2 separate regions of the Homo sapiens genome follow, and region 1 is linked to region 2. The links are chromatin loops, found by intact Hi-C in ENCODE. Cell type or tissue: PC-9. All regions are shown on one strand.

Evidence for each region. Peaks named below come from ENCODE experiments on the same cell type or tissue, not always from the same donor. Only the 100,000 strongest peaks of a DNase experiment are listed, where the experiment ranks them.
Region 1: it touches region 2 in a loop (29-fold over the local background); 9 of 110 quality-filtered maps call a loop at or near these places.

Annotation. Positions count from the first base shown.
Region 1 is chr1:46,343,442-46,351,441 of GRCh38, reverse strand. It overlaps NSUN4 (NOP2/Sun RNA methyltransferase 4), which reads right to left. Exons shown (of 6, transcript NM_199044.4): 2 at 6,298-6,641; 3 at 4,367-4,521. Among named protein-coding and RNA genes, the nearest start is that of NSUN4, 6.6 kb to the right of the region's middle. In PC-9, CTCF peaks have their summits at 2,948 and 3,149 (motif pointing right); a DNase peak (open chromatin) is centred at 3,161.
Region 2 is chr1:46,175,922-46,183,921 of GRCh38, reverse strand. P3R3URF-PIK3R3 (P3R3URF-PIK3R3 readthrough) reads left to right here and starts at 7,434. Exons shown (of 10, transcript NM_001303427.2): 1 at 7,434-7,694. The coding sequence starts at 7,451. It overlaps TSPAN1 (tetraspanin 1), which reads right to left. Exons shown (of 9, transcript NM_005727.4): 2 at 3,264-3,396; 3 at 2,758-2,822. The coding sequence starts at 2,814. P3R3URF (PIK3R3 upstream open reading frame) reads left to right here and starts at 7,434. Exons shown (of 2, transcript NM_001328655.2): 1 at 7,434-7,694. The coding sequence starts at 7,451. RefSeq lists an enhancer at 4,316-4,415. In PC-9, CTCF peaks have their summits at 85, 3,374, 4,003 and 4,204 (motif pointing right); DNase peaks (open chromatin) are centred at 551, 2,241, 3,521 and 4,251; H3K4me3 peaks cover 3,674 bases; H3K27ac peaks cover 5,487 bases.

The DNA of each region.
Region 1 (8,000 bases), 170 kb before region 2:
CTCCTCTTCCTCCTTATTAATAGAACCCCAATTTTTTGGAAGGGGAAAATTGCCCCAAAAGACTACATTTCTCAACCTTTCTTTAGTTTCGCTCTTGTTGCCCAGGCTAGAGTGCAATGGCGCGATCTCGGCTTACCATAACCTCCGCCTCCCGGGTTCAAGCGATTCTCCTGCCTCAGCCTCCCGAGTAGCTGGGATTACAGGCATGCGCCACCACGCCGGCAAATTTTGTATTTTTAGTAGAGACGGGGTTTCTCCATGTTGGTCAGGCTGGTCTTGAACTCCCGACCTCAGGTGATCTGCCTGCGTCGGCCTCCCAAAGTGCTGGGATTACAGGTGTGAGCCACCACACCCGGCTAAGCCTTTCTTTTACAACTAAGTATGACTATATGACTAACTTTTGGTCATAGTTGTAGGCATAAGTATTGGATAGGAATTCTGGGAAGATATTTTTAAAAGGCTGACATAATTGGGAGATGAAATGAGTCTCTTTTGCCCAATCCTTTCCTCTTGACTCAAATATGGATGTGATGGCTGGACTTCCAGCAGTCATTCTGGACCATGAGGCCTTGCCTTAGAGCTTTACTAGTTACATATCTTCTCCCTCTTAAAGGGAGGGAGGCTAAGGCTGACACTAGCAACAAAATACGTTGCAAAAGGAAAAAGGGAGCTTAAGTCCCTGATAATTGTGGAGCCTCCATACCTGGAGTGCCTATATCTCAGCTTCTCTTATGTAAGAGATAAATTAATGTTTCCTCTTTAAGCCAATTAGTTAGGTTTTCTATCAAATGCAACCAAACCTAATTCTGATTTACCATCTACCTTTCATTTTCTCTTTATTGGTAGACATGAGTTCAAGAAATATCTCACTTTGCTCTTAGTGCTACTATGAGAAAAATATTGCAAGCTTGATGATAAATGACACTTGATACCTGGCCTCTGAGTCAAAGAACAACAAGGTAGGGTGGGAATGGTAAAGAATGCGAGATGCAAGTGTCCACCTTATCTAATAGTGGTCACTACTATGAACCAGCTTAGTAATCCCATAAATAAATGTCTCCTTTTTTTTTATTTTAATGAAGATGAGGTCTATGTTGCCCAGGCTAGTCTCGAACTCCTGGACTCAAGTATTCCACCTGCCTCAGCCTCCTAGCTTGTGCTGGGATTACAGGCGTGAGTCACCGCCCCCCGGCCAATGTCTCCATTTTTGAGGGCACTCAAAGAAGTAAAAATTGTATTCTCTGCTCTAGAGGAATTTGCAGAAGGATATGAACTGAGAAAAAGAAAGATGGGTTCCAGTTCTGGCTCTACCTCCAATTCTTGTATTATTTATTTAATCTCCACAGAACTCAATTTCTCCCTCCATAAAATATGAGGGCTAGACTAAGTAAACACTAATTTCCCTTCTTATACAAATTCTGTGATCCCGTTTTCCTCGGATCAAGAGTTGTCGCTTGATGAGGAGCTGGGATGAAGGTGAGGTGCTGATAGTTAAGCATGCCTTAGAAGAACAACTCTCAATTACTTCTTCTTTGCCCTTCTTCCTCCTCCTAGTTCAAGTTCCTCCTCCTCCAAGTAACCCTACCCTTACTCATCTCCCTTCTAATGGATTCCCACAGCATTCAGTCAGATAAGAATTGTCCAGCACACAGGCTGGGCTCTCTTGCATTGGATTCATTAAGCCCATGACCCCACCTTTTCTTCTCTCCCTCTGGACTTCCAGAAGGCTATGACCGAATGTGATATCTCTCTGAATCAACCAATGCCTATCATAAGGCTGGATGCTGACTCAAACTGTGCAAGCTGGCTGACAAGACCTGGAAAAGAAGGGTCTAGGTCCAACAGAAGGGCTTGGGCACACGGCAAGAGAAGCCTGGCTGAGCTCCAGGTTAGGTGTGTAAATTACGGCCCTTTGTCAGGGGCCAAAGGAAAAAAACTATCTATTTTAAGGCAGGATATCGGCCAGTGGATGGCTGAAGTGAGTACTTAACAGTGCACAAGGCGCCAGGCGCGGTGGCTCACGCCTGTAATCCCAGCACTTTGGGAGGCCAAGGTGGGCGGATCACGAGGTCAGGAGATCAAGACCATCCTGGCTAACACGGTGAAACCCTATCTCTACTAAAAATACAAAAAAATTAGCCGGGCATGGTGGCGGGTGCCCGTGGTCCCAGCTATCTGGGAGGCTGAGGCAGGAGAATGGCATGAACCCGGGAGGCGGAGTTTGCAGTGAGCCGAGATCACGCCACTGCACTCCAGCCTGGGTGACAGAACAAGACTCCGTCTCAAAAAAAAAAAAACAAAAAAACAAACCAAAAAAAACAGTGCACAAGACTGGGCGCGGTGGTTCACACCTGTAATCTCAGCACTTTGGGAGGCCGAGGTGGGTGGATTGCGAGGTCAGGAATTCGAGACCAGCCTGGCCAACATGGTGAAACCCCATCTCTACTAAAAATACAAAAATTATCCGGGTGTGGTGGTGGGTGCCTGTAATCCCAGCTACTCAGGAGGCTGAGGCAAGAGAATTGCTTGGAACCAGAAGGCGAAGGTTGTATTGAGCTAAGATCGTGCCACTGCACTCCAGCTTGGGTAGAAAAGCGAAACTTCTTCTCAAAAAAAAAAAAAAAAAAAAAAAACAGTGCACAAGGCCTTCGCTGGGCTACTTTACTGAGACAAATAAGATGTGGGCCTATCCCCAAGGAATCCACTTTTTTTTTTTTTTTTTTTTTTTTTTTGAGACAGAGTTTTGCTCTTGTTGCCCAAGCGGAAGTGCAATGGCGTGATCTCAGCTCACTGCAACCTCCATCTCCCAGGTTCAAGCGATTTTCCTGCCTCAGCCTCCCAAGTAGTTGGGATTAGCCCACCACCAGGCCCGGCTAATTTTTTGTATTTTTAATAGAAACGGGGTTTTACCATGTTAGCCAGGCTTGTCTTGAACTCCTGACCTCAGGTGATCCACCCGCCTCAGCCTTCCAAAGTGCTGGAATTATAGGCGTGAGCCACCGTGCCCGGCCAGAATCCATCATCTTTAAGAGGGAGAAGATATATAACTAGTAAAGCCCTAAGGCAAGGCTAATGTTGCAAGGGCGATACCCATGCTGTGGGAGCGTAGGAGACAGGCATCATTTCTGAACCGGCCAGCAGAGGTCGTAAGGACAGACGTCCAGGAGGTGGCACACTTGAGCTGAGGCTTGAAAGTCAAAAGGATGACTGGGCAGGCAGGATATCAGCCAGTGGATGGCTGAAGTGAGTACTTGACACAAGGGGCCGGGCGCGGTGGCTCATGCCTGTAATCCCAGCAATTTGGGAGGCCTAGGCGGGCAGATCACAAGGTCAGGAGATTGAGACCATCCTGGCTAACAGGGTGAAACCCTGTCTCTACTAAAAGTACAAAAACAAATTAGCTGGGCGTGGTGGTGGGCGCCTGTAGTCCTAGCTAGTAGGGAGGCTGAGGCAGGAGAATGGCGTGAACCCAGGAGGCGGAGCTTGCAGTGAGCCGAGGTCGTGCCACTGCACTCCAACCTGGGTGACAGAGTGAGACTCCATCTCGAAAAAAAGAGAAAAAAAAAGAAAGAAAAAAAAAAAGAAAGTCAAAAGGATTTGGACAGCCAAGGGTGAGGGAATTCCAGGGAGAAAATTTAACAAGAGCAAAGGCAACAGAGAGTAGCAGAGTAAGGTTAAAGCACATAAAGCCTAGAAGAGTGACATATAAAGCATATAAATGGTGGCTGCAGGCAGATCTTATCATTTTAGTTGGTAGGCTAAAGAAATGGGCTTAATCTTAGAGGAAAAGTAAACAGATGAAGAGGAGTGTGTATCATGTGATCAACTGATCAGAGCCCTACTTCAATCTGACTTCAGAGAACTTGCTCAGCAATCTTTCTTGACCAATTGACAGAGAAAGAGAGGAACTAATGAAAAAATACACAAGCTTAGAAAGTAAGTACTACCCTCCACTCTGACTTTGGGACTAGAGAACCTACCATATTCTTTTTTTGTGTGTGTGTGAGACAGGGTTTCACTCTGTCGCCAAGGCTGGAGTGCAGTGGCAGGATCTCAGCTCATTGTAACCTCCACTTCCCGGGTTCAAGCAATTCTCCTGCCTCAGCCTCCTGAGTAGCTGGTATTACAGGAGTGCACCACCACACCCAGCTAATTTATGTATTTTTAGTAGAGATGGTGTTTCACCATGTTGACCAGGCTGGTCTGGAACTCCTGACATCAGGTGGTCCGCCTCCCTCGGCTTCCCAAAGTGCTGGGATTACAGGCGGGAGCCACTGCGCCTGGCCGAACCTACCATATTAAATGTACCTGGGACTAGGTGAGGTGGGGAGCTCTCTCTGCCCAACACACCAGCACCCTGACTTACGGCAACAGCCAGTCTGAAGCAACGCTAGTGTCTTTCCCCCAGGAGCTGCACATAGGTCAAGCACGATGTCCCCAGGCTGCAGGCCGAGGGCCAGAACAGGCAGCAAGGAGGCAGCATCCATCAGGTAGTACTCCATGACACCCAGGCTGCCAGGTCTGGAAAAGAGGAGACCACTTTATTGTTAAATTCCAGGTCAGGACACCCACTGGGAGTCTAGGCCACCAAGTCTATGCCCTCTGGGGCTTGAGCTCCAATCACCAAAAACTCATTTTTCAGACCCACACTTACTTATTCACTTATTCATTCATCTATACGGGAGCCAGAATGATTATTTATTTACTGATTGATTGACTGACGGAGTTTCACTTTTGTTACCCAGGCTGAAGCGCAGTGGCACGATCTCGTCTCGCTGCAACCTCCACCTCCCAGGTTCAAGTGATTCTCCCGTCTCAGCCTCCTGAATATCTGGGATTACAGGTGCCCGCCACCATGCCTGGCTAATTTTTTTTTTTTTTTTTTTTTTTGAGACACAGTCTCGCTCTGTTGCCCAGGCTGGAGTGCGGTGGCGCAATCTTGGCTCACTGCAACCTCTGCCTCCCAGATTCAAGTGATTCTCCTGCCTCAGCCTCCCAAGTAGCTGGGATTACAGGCTTGTGCCACCATGCCCAGCTAATTTTTTGTATTTTTTAGTAGAGATGGGGTTTCACCATTTTGGCCAGGCTGGTCTTGAACTCCTAACCTCAGATGATCTGCCCGCCTCGGCCTCCCAAAGTGCTGGGATTACAGGTGTGAACCACTGTGCCTGGCCAATTATTGTTTTTAAATAGCTGTCTTCCTCACTAAACTGGAAGCTCTATGAGGGCTTGTTCATCAAGGCACTTAAATGCCTAGCATTTGGTAGATAATTTTTTTTTTTTTTTTTTTTGAGACAGAGTCTCGCTCTGTCGCCCAGACTGGAGTACGGTGGCACGATCTCAGCTCACTGCAACCTCCACCTCCTGGGTTCAAGCAATTCTCCTGCCTCAGCCTCCCAAGTAGCTGGGACTACAGGCGCACGCCACCACACCCAGCTAATTTTTTTGTATTTTAGTAGAGACAGGGTTTCATCATGTTGCCCAGGCTGGTCTCAAACTCCTGAGCTCAGGCAATCCGCCCGCCTCAGCCTCACAAAGTGCTAGGATTAAAGGCGTGAGCCACCACACCCGGCCAATATTTTTTAATAAATAAATCAGTCTTTCAAAAATCAATTCCCATACCCTACAACTAACATTGAGCTCTCCTTAATTGTTAAAGCATAATTCAGCATTTGATTCTGCAGTCTTTTCTCATTCAACTTCATATACATGAGGATTGAATCAAGAAACTGAACTTCTCCTTTCTTTTTCCCAGTCTAATACCAAGTTTGTGCCCCTAGACCAGCCCTATTTCCTAGGAAAGTCCCACTACCTCTTTGCTACCATGAAGTTACTTTTCCTATTCACTTTGATGGGTGGCTGTGAGGGCAAAATGAGAAGACTGCTGTGAATAACACATTTCAACTTGAGAGGGCCCAGTGAGTGCTCATGTAAAAGGTGGCTGTTTTCTACCAGAGGCACAGAGCAGAGTGGGTTCAAAGTGCAGGTTCTGGGTCTAAATATTAGTCACACCACTTACCATCTGAGGGACCTAAAGCAAGTAAGAATCTTAACTTCTCTGTACCTCAGTTTCTCCAAATGTAAAACAGCAATAATATTACCTACTTCATAAGGCTGCTGACAGAACAAAAAGAGATAACATATGTACAGCACCTCAAAAAAATGCCTAGTCTGTATAAACATGCCATAAATATTAGCAATATTATGGTCCTTATTACAGAGGGTAGAAGCTGGGTCTCAACATGTCTACTTCCAGCAGACACTCAGGACCGCTCCAGTCATGGCTCCAGATCCTACCTGGCAGGAGGGAAGCGACTGATATCCCCTCTGTCAAAAGTGAAGCATCGAAGGTTCGGACTGCAGGCCCAGGAGGCAGGGGATGGGGCTGCAGATTGGCCACCCTCAGACTGCAGTTCCCAGTGGGAGATGGCTTCATTCACAAAATCCTTGGCACTCAGCTGCTCCAGCTTAGCACTTACATGATCCCAGGCAGCAAAGTTATTGACCAGTGCACCATACTTCTGCTCTGAGAGGAGACTGACACGGATTGATGGCCAAAGATCTCCAAACTGCACACTGTAAGTCATGTCAAAATTCTGCAAAGCCAGTCGAACAGCAGGGAATTTGGGCTCTGTGGCAGCCTAAAAGAGAGAGGACAGGCTTATTGGTTTTCCCAGTCTTGACTCTACCCCCTACTACCTGACCCCCACCTCAGAGCCTAGGGGCAAACTTGGATCCAGCTAGTGCCCACTCCTGCTTTTGCATCCTGCCTGCCTGCCAGAGAAGTGTGAGAGGGAAAAGTAGTGGAGAGTGGGCCTTCCCATCCCAGGGTTGTCAGATAAAGATGTAACTCTCACGGTACTGTGCGGGGGTCATCAAGAAGGGGGACCTTGGAGAAAGAGGAACTTAGGAATATGGGAGCTCAGGAGAGGACTCTTGAGGAGAGCCTGCAGAAGATTAGGAGAAACTATGGAGGCTCTGGGAAGCTTTGAACTTAAAAGCAAAAGGCCCTTTTCTTCTGAACAGTTCTATTTTCAAAGCACTTTCATGTCTACTAGCTTATGTGAGCACTACAACTGATAGCTCAGTAAGATACAAAAAAAAATTAACAACATTTCAATTTGATGAAGAGATGTGGGTAACTTACCTAGCGTCACACAGTGACTAGCACCACCATGCTTAGAATCAGAGGTTTGAGGGTCATGCTGGGAGAGTTCCCAGACCCCAGAAAGGTTGGATAAGGAGGGCCCACAGAATCTTGAGGTGTGAACCAAAACAGGGACTTCTAGGATGACTGCTATGGGGGTAGCAGGGGACAAGAGGACAAGAACAAGGAGGCAGAGTAAAAGAGAAATGAAGACTTCAGATGAGGAGTGCACAAGTCGGTCCTGGTTGCTGCAGCTGGGATGCTTGCTATAGCTGGCAATCTTGTTACTATCTATGCCTTGCTCTGGCCTAGATTTTTGGTCTGGTCAGAACTTTTGCTCTGGCCCTCATTTCTTGTTATGGTGAGGACTCTTGCTCTGTGACTTTTGCCTCGCTGGGACTCTTGCTCTGGCTCCTGCTATGTTGGGGACTCTTGCTCTGGCCTTGACCTTTGCCATGTTGGGGACTCTTGCTCCGGTTCCGACTTTTGCCATCATAGACTCTTGCTCTTGCCCTGACCTCTGCTAATTTGGGGACTCTCACCCTGGTGCTCATTTATGCTAAGTTGGGGACTCTCACTCTGGCCCTGACTTGTGTTTTGTTGAGGATTACTGCTCCGGCCCCAGCTTCTGCTAGGATAGGGACTGCTTTTCTGACTTGGACTTCTGCTCAGATGATGCCTCTTGCTCCAGCTCTGACTTCTGCCATCATGGGGACTCTTGCTTTGGCTCCGGCTTTGGCTTTGGTGGGAACTCCTGCTCTCGCTGTCACTACTCTGGCATTTGCTAATAATAGTCGAACTACAGCTGGGATTGGTGCTACAGCTGGAATCCTTGGATGAAGGCAAAGGGCAG
Region 2 (8,000 bases):
TTTCCCTCACTGCTGCCAGGGTCCTGCCACATAGCTAGGATTGAAAACAGGCAGGTGAGGGCCCAGCCTCCTATTTCCTTTCTGGGCTATGGGTGCCTAGAACACCTCTGTCCTCTGATAGGTGGAGACGGGGGTGGTAGCAGAACAGGCTCAATAGTCACCATAGTAATGGAGGCGAGGCTGAGGTTCCACCTGCTGGCAACCTTGGAGAGGGAGGAGGTTGAGAAGGTTCACCCACCTGAGGCCCCATTTGGCTCCCCTCCAGAATCCAACTTCAGGCCCGCCCCTCATGTAGACAAGACCTCCTTGCCTCACAAGAGGAAAGTGAGGTACCAGTGGGAATACAGCCAGAGCTTCTCTTAAAGGCTGTCTAGCTCAACTCCAAACCTCAGGGGGAATTCTGAGGCCTAGATTGAGGAGGGCCCTGCGCAGTTCCCACAGATCTTAGAGGAAAGCCTCCCGGCCCAGGGCTTCAGTGGATGAATCAGCCTGACACCACCTTGGTGACTAGTCCTCACTTGCCAGCTATAAAAACTGAGGCTAGAACGGGAAGTGAGGTGGCAGATTGTGGCTGGATTCCAGGCATGTTTGCCCAAGGACAGAAAGCTGGACTTCTAGCCTGCAGGGTCAAATTTCATGGAGCTGGAGGTCTGCCCTATCCTGCTTTGCCCAGCCTGGCAAGGTCTGGGTAACAGAGGCCAGAAATCAAACCGGATTTGCCTTTAACCCTCTCAGGGCAGAGCCTCTCCTGTCCAAATCCCTGGAATCCTATTGCTTCCTCCAGATACAGGGATAAAGACTAGTTCAGGACTGGCACAGTGGCTCATGCCTGTAATCCCCGCACTTTGGGAGGCAGAGGTGGGAGAATCACTTAAGTCCAGGAGTTCGAGACCAGCCTGGGCAATATAGTGAGACCGCCTCTACAAAAAAAATTTTTTTTAATTAGCTGAGCATGGTGGCACACTCCTGTAGTCCTAGATACTCAGGAGGCTGAGTGAGGTAGGGGAATCCCTTGAGCCCAGGAGGTTGACGCTGCAGTAAGCCATGATCATGCCACTGCACTCCAGCTTTGGTGACAAAGCAAGATCCTGTCTCAAAGAAACAAACAACAACAACAACAACAACAAAAACACAAGTTCCCTGCAGCCGAAGGAAGCCCAAGGCACAGACCACATCAGAACTAGAGAGTCTACCCACGCTTCTAAACTAATCAATACATACATAAACTCTGTCGCCCAGGCTGGAGTGCAGTGGTGTGATCTTGGCTCACTGCAACCTCCGCCTCCTGGGTTCAAGTGATTGTCCTTCCTCAGCCTCCCAAGTAGCTGGGATTACAGGCATGCGCCACCACATCCAGCTAATTTTTGTATTTTTAGTAGAGACGGGGTTTCACCATATTGGCCAGGCTGGTCTCGAACTCCTGAGCTCAACTAATCTGCCCGCCTCAGCTTCCCAGAGTGCTGGGATTACAGTTGTGAGCTACTGCACCTGGCCCACTTCCTCACTTTCACTTACACTAACCTACTCTAATGTGGTTAGTGTACTACTCTCCTTGTTTTCCTCTCCCCCTCCCACTGCTCCTTCTCCATCTCCTTCACAGTGGCTTTTTTTTTTTTTGCTTATCCCTAATAAATTGGGTTTCCCAGAGTTCACTTTCCAAGTGTTCTCATCCACTCCCATGGCTTCAGTGGCTACCTGTGCGCACATGATTTTCAAATACCCATGGCCAGCTCCAATCTGAGCTGCACCTCCACTGGGTACACATCTGCTAGTGGGACACCCCTTCCCACAAACCAGGCCCCACCCCCTGCCATCTGGGTTGCTCATGCCAGAGATATGGGCGTCATCTCCAAGACCTCTGTCTCCCTTGCCCCTTCTTCTACCCCTCAGCCATCATCCTAGAGCTTTGTCCTTTGTCCACTTTGTCCGTTTCTCCCTATCTCCACCACCATCTCCAGGATTTACGCCTCATGGCTCAGCTTCTCAAACATGCCCTATGCAATCTGTTTCTGGTTTTCTGAACGATATCAAGTTTCACTACTTCTGGCCCTTTATGCATGCTTTATAACTCCCCCACCAAGTGCAATTTCCCAGCTTCAGCTATTTCCTCCAGGAAGTATTCTCCAACCAGGCTGAGTTCAGGCTCCCATAACCTCCGTCCTAAGCCCAAACACACTGTGTTGTTATTATCTGCCTATCTGGCTTATCGGAGCTGAGATCCTTCAGGGCAGAGAAAGGCTTTGCTTACCTGCCACCCCAGCACCCATCATGGTATCCTAGACAATGAATGTTTGTCGAATGAATAAGGACTGTTGCTCTGATGAGAGGTAGGCCCTCCCTCCTTTCAGCTCCCCGTCATACAGAAGAATTTCCTCTGTACTGAATTTCCTTCTGTGGTAGGTAAACTTGGGTGGAGCCCTTCTATTTTCTGGGCCCCCAGTGCCTATAAAGGGTGGAGAATCATTCCTGGTAGCTTACTCTGCCCTGCCTGAAGCCTAGGCTAAAGCTTTGTAGGAGAGAGGGGGTGCCCCTAGCTTCTCCATCCCCTTTTTCACACACGCACCTGTATGGCAGCCTGGCTGCTGCTGGGACTAGGAATCAGCAGCATTTGGGGAGACCTTTGCATCCCACTCATAAGGGGACACATGCAGGACGAAGCCTGGGCATAGCAGTCTCCCATTCCCCAGCTTAGTCTCTACTCAGCTTGTGACCTGCTCCTATAGGGAGCCCCAAAGAGTCCACAATGTCCGTACTTACAAAGATGAGCAAATTGAAGAGGATCATCATGGTCTTAATGAAGCTGAAGCACTGCATGGTGGCTCCTGGGAGGTAGACATGTGCAAGTTAGGGCCTTGTTTCCCCTGGGCCCACCTGGGCTGGCCCTGGCTTCAGATATTCAGCCAGATATGCCAGACCCCAGGATCCTGAACCCATATCTCACCAAGCTTCTCCTGTACCTGGTCTGACACAGACCTTTTCCCAGTTTCTATCCTAACACCCTTACCCCTCTATACTACCCAGGACCTCCACCAGCACCTGACACTCTGAGATCCTAACACCCCAGGTTCCTCCACCTGCACACCCAGCCTGACTCCCACACTGCAGGTCACTCCATGCTCTTTCCTAGCACCTGTATATCCTGTGCTCCCCCCCACACTAACCCCAGACCCTCCCAGAACCCTCACTAGAGCCCCTCCAGCTCCCCAGACCTGTTTCCAGATCGATATCACTTCACAGGATAATCTGTATCCCTATCCCATTACCTGTTCAGGGCTCTTGGCAGTGAGTTCTGAAAGAGGGAACTGCTGAGGCTCCACAAAGGACAAAACAGCTCCCGGGTGTTGCCACTGAGTGGGCAGGCAGAGGGACGCCTGGCTCTCACACACCACTGCTCACCTGCAGGCAGGGTAGGCGCTTTAAAGCCTCCTTCTGCCCGCCTGCTGGCCCCACCCGTGGCCAGTTAGCCTCTCCTTGACCCTGCTGCCCCCTGCTGCCTGGAGACCGATCCCCACAACCACTGCCTCAGCAGGCCTCCACCTGGCAACACCAGCCCTGGGCAACGCCCCTCCTGATCTCAAGAAGAAGCAGCCCAGGGGTGGGGCAAGTGGCTTCCCAGAATGTCTGCGTGCCCTCCACCACAACAGTGTAATGTGCTTCTTACCCTGCATCTGCTGATACACTCATACATACCCTCTGTGCTCATGCTCACATGCACATGCATCTGCTCATGCTGCCATCCATATGTTCATACAGCAAGCACCCAGTTACATACATAAACATGTGCTAGTGTTCCTGAATGCATGTGTGTGTGTGCGTCCGTGCGCACACACGCACACTAAATTCTTTGTGGACTGACTCCCAGCAACTAACAAACAACAGAATAATATCTGATGTACGTACTTAAGTATCTCTTTCACTCACACACACACACAAACACACACACACACACACACACACTCCCTCTTTCTCTTTCTCTGTCTCTCACTCACTTTCAAGGAAATGACTGAGATTTGGCAGCTTCCGCTCTCTCCTGCGAGTAGCAAATAGTTCCTAATCCTCTTCCCTCCATGAAACCTCACATTCCCCATTTTTCCCCTCCCTTCATCTTTCCATCTCCTCTCCTTCCCCATCTTTTTCTTTTTCTCCTTCCCAGTCTTCTCTTAGCGCTCTGTGTACACCCCTTCTCTTTCTGCCAGTAGGTGGCACCATGGTCTCATGAAGGAGCCACCCCCAGTTCCAAGGCTCTGTGATCCCATCTTTGTTACTCCTAGTGGGGCTGCCTGACCGCTTCCTGCTCCAGCACGCCTGATGTAGAGGTGCGGGGGAAAAGTCCTGGCTTCTGGGTCATTCAGACCAGGTGCTGGAATCCTGGCTCTGTCGCTTATGAACTGTGTGACCCTGGGGACTTTTCTTAGACTTGGTTTTAAACTTCTCTTTCCTGGTCTTCTGTGTAACAGAATAGTTCTGGGCTTTTCAAATGAGATTTTCTTCCTGCTCTAGAAGGAAGGGACAGTAGGGAATGAGCACAGAGCAAGAAGGTCAAAGTCGAGAGAGTCACAGGCAGTGGGGCTATGAGATGGAGGAAGTTGATTTTTTTTTTTTTTTTTCTGAGACAGGGTCTTGCTCTGTTGCCCAGGTTGGAGTGTAGTGGCAACATCACAGCTCACTGCAGCCTTGACCTCCTGAGCTCAAATGATCCTCAGCCTCCCAAGTAGCTGGGACCACAGGTATTTGCCGGCACTCAAGCAAATTTTTTTTTTTTAAACAGATGAGGTCTTGCTATGCTATCCAGGCTGGTCTTGAACTGGGCTCAAGTAATCCTCTGCCTCAGCCTCCCAAAGTGATGGGATTACAGGCATCAGCCACTGTGCCTAGCTGAGGAAGTGGATTTCTAAGTTTGTTTTGTTTTTATAGTGAAAGGAGGCAGCTGAAGAGACAGAAGAGAGAGGGGCTAATAGTATTACAGACTACACTAATAATACTGATCTTATTTTAAATGTCTTGCATATATTAAGGCTTTTTTTCCTCTTCACAACCATCCCATGAGATAGACTTTCTGATCTCCATTTTTAAATATGGGGAAATAGAAGCACCAAAGGGTCAGGTACTTGCCATGATCACAAAGCCTGTAAGTGGCAGAGCCAGGATTCAATCCCAGTTAGTCTGGCACCAGAGTCTACATCTTAACCACCAAGCAGACTGTCTACACTGATGGAATCTCTAAAGAGGCAGACAAGGCTGGCTTCCATAAAGAGCAAGGGAAGAGGCCTTGGTCTGACCTGAGGAAGAGGAGGAGCAGGGGCAGGTCGGTTTATAGTTACAGTTGCTAGAAGTTGGTGGAAGCAAGGTCATATTTTAAGACTGAGGATGGCAAGAGTAGAGGCTGGAGGAGGGGATGGGGGAAAGATGAGGTTTGTGAGGGTGGTACTAAGGGTGCCACAGAGTCCTCCACAAACAGAAAGGAGGATGAAGTTGGGAAGGGGGCATTTGAGGAGCAGAGTAAGGGGGAAAGGAAGAAGGGACTGAGGAGTGGAAGGAGAAGGAGAAGGTCTATTTTTTTTTTTTTTGACAGAATCTCACTCTGTTGCCCAGGCTGGAATGCAGTGGCGCAATCTTGGCTCACTGCAACCTCCGCCTCCCAGTTTCAAGCGATTCTCCTGCCTCAGCCTCCTGAGTAGCTGGTATTATAGGTGCACACCACCACACCCAGCTAATTTTTGTATTTTTAGTAGAGACAGGGTTTCACCATGTTGACCAGGCTGCTCTCGAGCTCCTGACCTCAAGTCATCCACCCACCTCGGGCTCCCAAAGTGCTGGGATTACAGGCGTGAGCCACCGCACCTGGAACCTTTCTGTTTCATTCTCAGGAAGAATTGGGACCAGATTACATTCATCTATGGCCCTGGTGCTTGGCACATAAGAAGTTGTCAGTGAACATTTCCTGAGTGAATGAGTGCAGAATAATGAGAGTTAAGTGCTCTGGGTTTTGGATCTTGATCATCATGGATTTGCTTCCTGCCTGCCTCTAATTGTGTGACTTCACCTCACTGAGCCCCAGTTTCCTTATACAGTGGATCCTCCTTATTCACAGATTCCATACCTGTGAATTTGCCTGCTTACTGAAATTTATTTGTAATTCCCAAACCAGTACTTGTGGTACTTTTGCAGTCATTCATGGACATGAGCAGAAAGGCAAAAAATTTCAGCCGTCCAACACACGTATTTCCAGCTGAGGTCTGTTGAGCAAGAGGACTCTCTGTCTTCTTATTTCAGTTTTCATAGAGTAAACAAATGTGCTTTTTGGTGGTCTATTTAGTGACGCATATTCTCACATTTTTTGGTGTTTTTTGCTGGTGATTTTACTGTCTAAAATGGTCCCCAGTTGTAGTGCTGAAGTGCTCTCTAGTCTTTCTAAGTGCAAGAAGGCTGTGATGTGCCTTATAGGGGAAATATGTGCTTTAGATAAGTTTCATTCAGGCACAAGTTATAATGCTGTTGGCTGTGAGTTCAATGTCAATGACTCAAATATAGATAGATAGTTAGATAGATAGATAGATAGATAGATAGATATATTTTTTTTTTTTTTGAGACAGAGTTTCACTCTTGTTGCCCAGGCTGGAGTGCAATGGTGCAATCTGGGCTCACTGCAATCTCCACCTCCTGGGTTCAAGCTATTCTCCTGTCTCAGCCTCCTGAGTAGCTGGGACTACAGGCACCCACCACCACACCCAGCTAATTTTTGTATTTTTAGTAGAGATGGGGTTTTGCCATGTTAACCAGGCTAGTCTTGAACTCCTGACCTCAGGTGATCTGCCCACCTCGGCCTCCCAAAGTGCTGGGATTACAGGCTTGAGCCACCATGCCTGGCCAACAATATATATTAAATAAGGTGTCTCCACACATAAAATCAGGTTATATGTATAGATCAGTTGACAAAAATATTGTGACCAGAGGGTTTCAGGAACCTAACCTTGCATTTACCCTTTGTTCAGTATTTAGTGTTTGTGGCGACTTTATAGAACATTACTGGGAATAATGAGAATTGACTGTATATAAATAGGTATAATGATGGCATATCCTTGTAAAGTAGCTGAGATTAAATGAGATAACGTTGGTAAAGTGCTCAGCACAGTGTCTGGCACGTAGTAAGTGCTCAAAAAACATTGTTAATATTGTTACTATATGGATAAGTGAGAAAGTGAGGAAGTGAGTTCCGCCTCTAGGGCCTCTTTTCCCAAGGGGCCAAACTGAGGCTGTCTGGCTCTTGGGCTGGCTTTTAGGCCAGACCCAATAAAGAAGATTGTGAAGGAGCCTGACCCATGAGGAGGGGCCAGGGCCCACGACTTGTAATAAAGGGCCCTGCCCTTATGCAGACTTTGTATGTCATAGAGGCCTCAGCTACCCTGGCCAACAGCACCCCCCAGGCACACTGCAGAAGCTCCCTGTGCCCATGGGGCCATCTCGGCTTGTCCGTGGCCCTCGGCCCCAGGGCATGCGTTCCCCCTACCGCAGGCCAGGTATGGGCTGGCCCAGGCCCCGATTTCCCAGGATGTTCAAGTGTAGCCGCAGAAGATATCAACAGGGTCTCCGAGGTCGAACTGCCAGCAGTGCAGCCATCAATCCTGCCACCAGGGCCATGGGTATCAACAACACCCACACTGACACCACCATAGTGTGGATCTTCCCACCTCAAGGTTAGCCAGGGGGCCTGTGAGCCAGGGTGGGGTTTTAAAAAACAGAGCCACTAGGCTGGGTGCGGTGGCTCATGCCTGTAATCCCGGCACTTTGGGAGGCCAAGGCGGGCAGATCACAAGGTCAGGAGATCGAGACCATCCTGGCTAACACGGTGAAATCCCATCTCTACTAAAAATACAAAAAAAAATTAGCCGGGCGTGGTGGCACACGCCTTTAGTCCCAGCTACTTGGGAGGCTGAGGCAGGAGAATTGCTTGAACCCGGGAGGCAGAGGTTGCAGTGAGCCAAGATCGCGCCACTGCACTC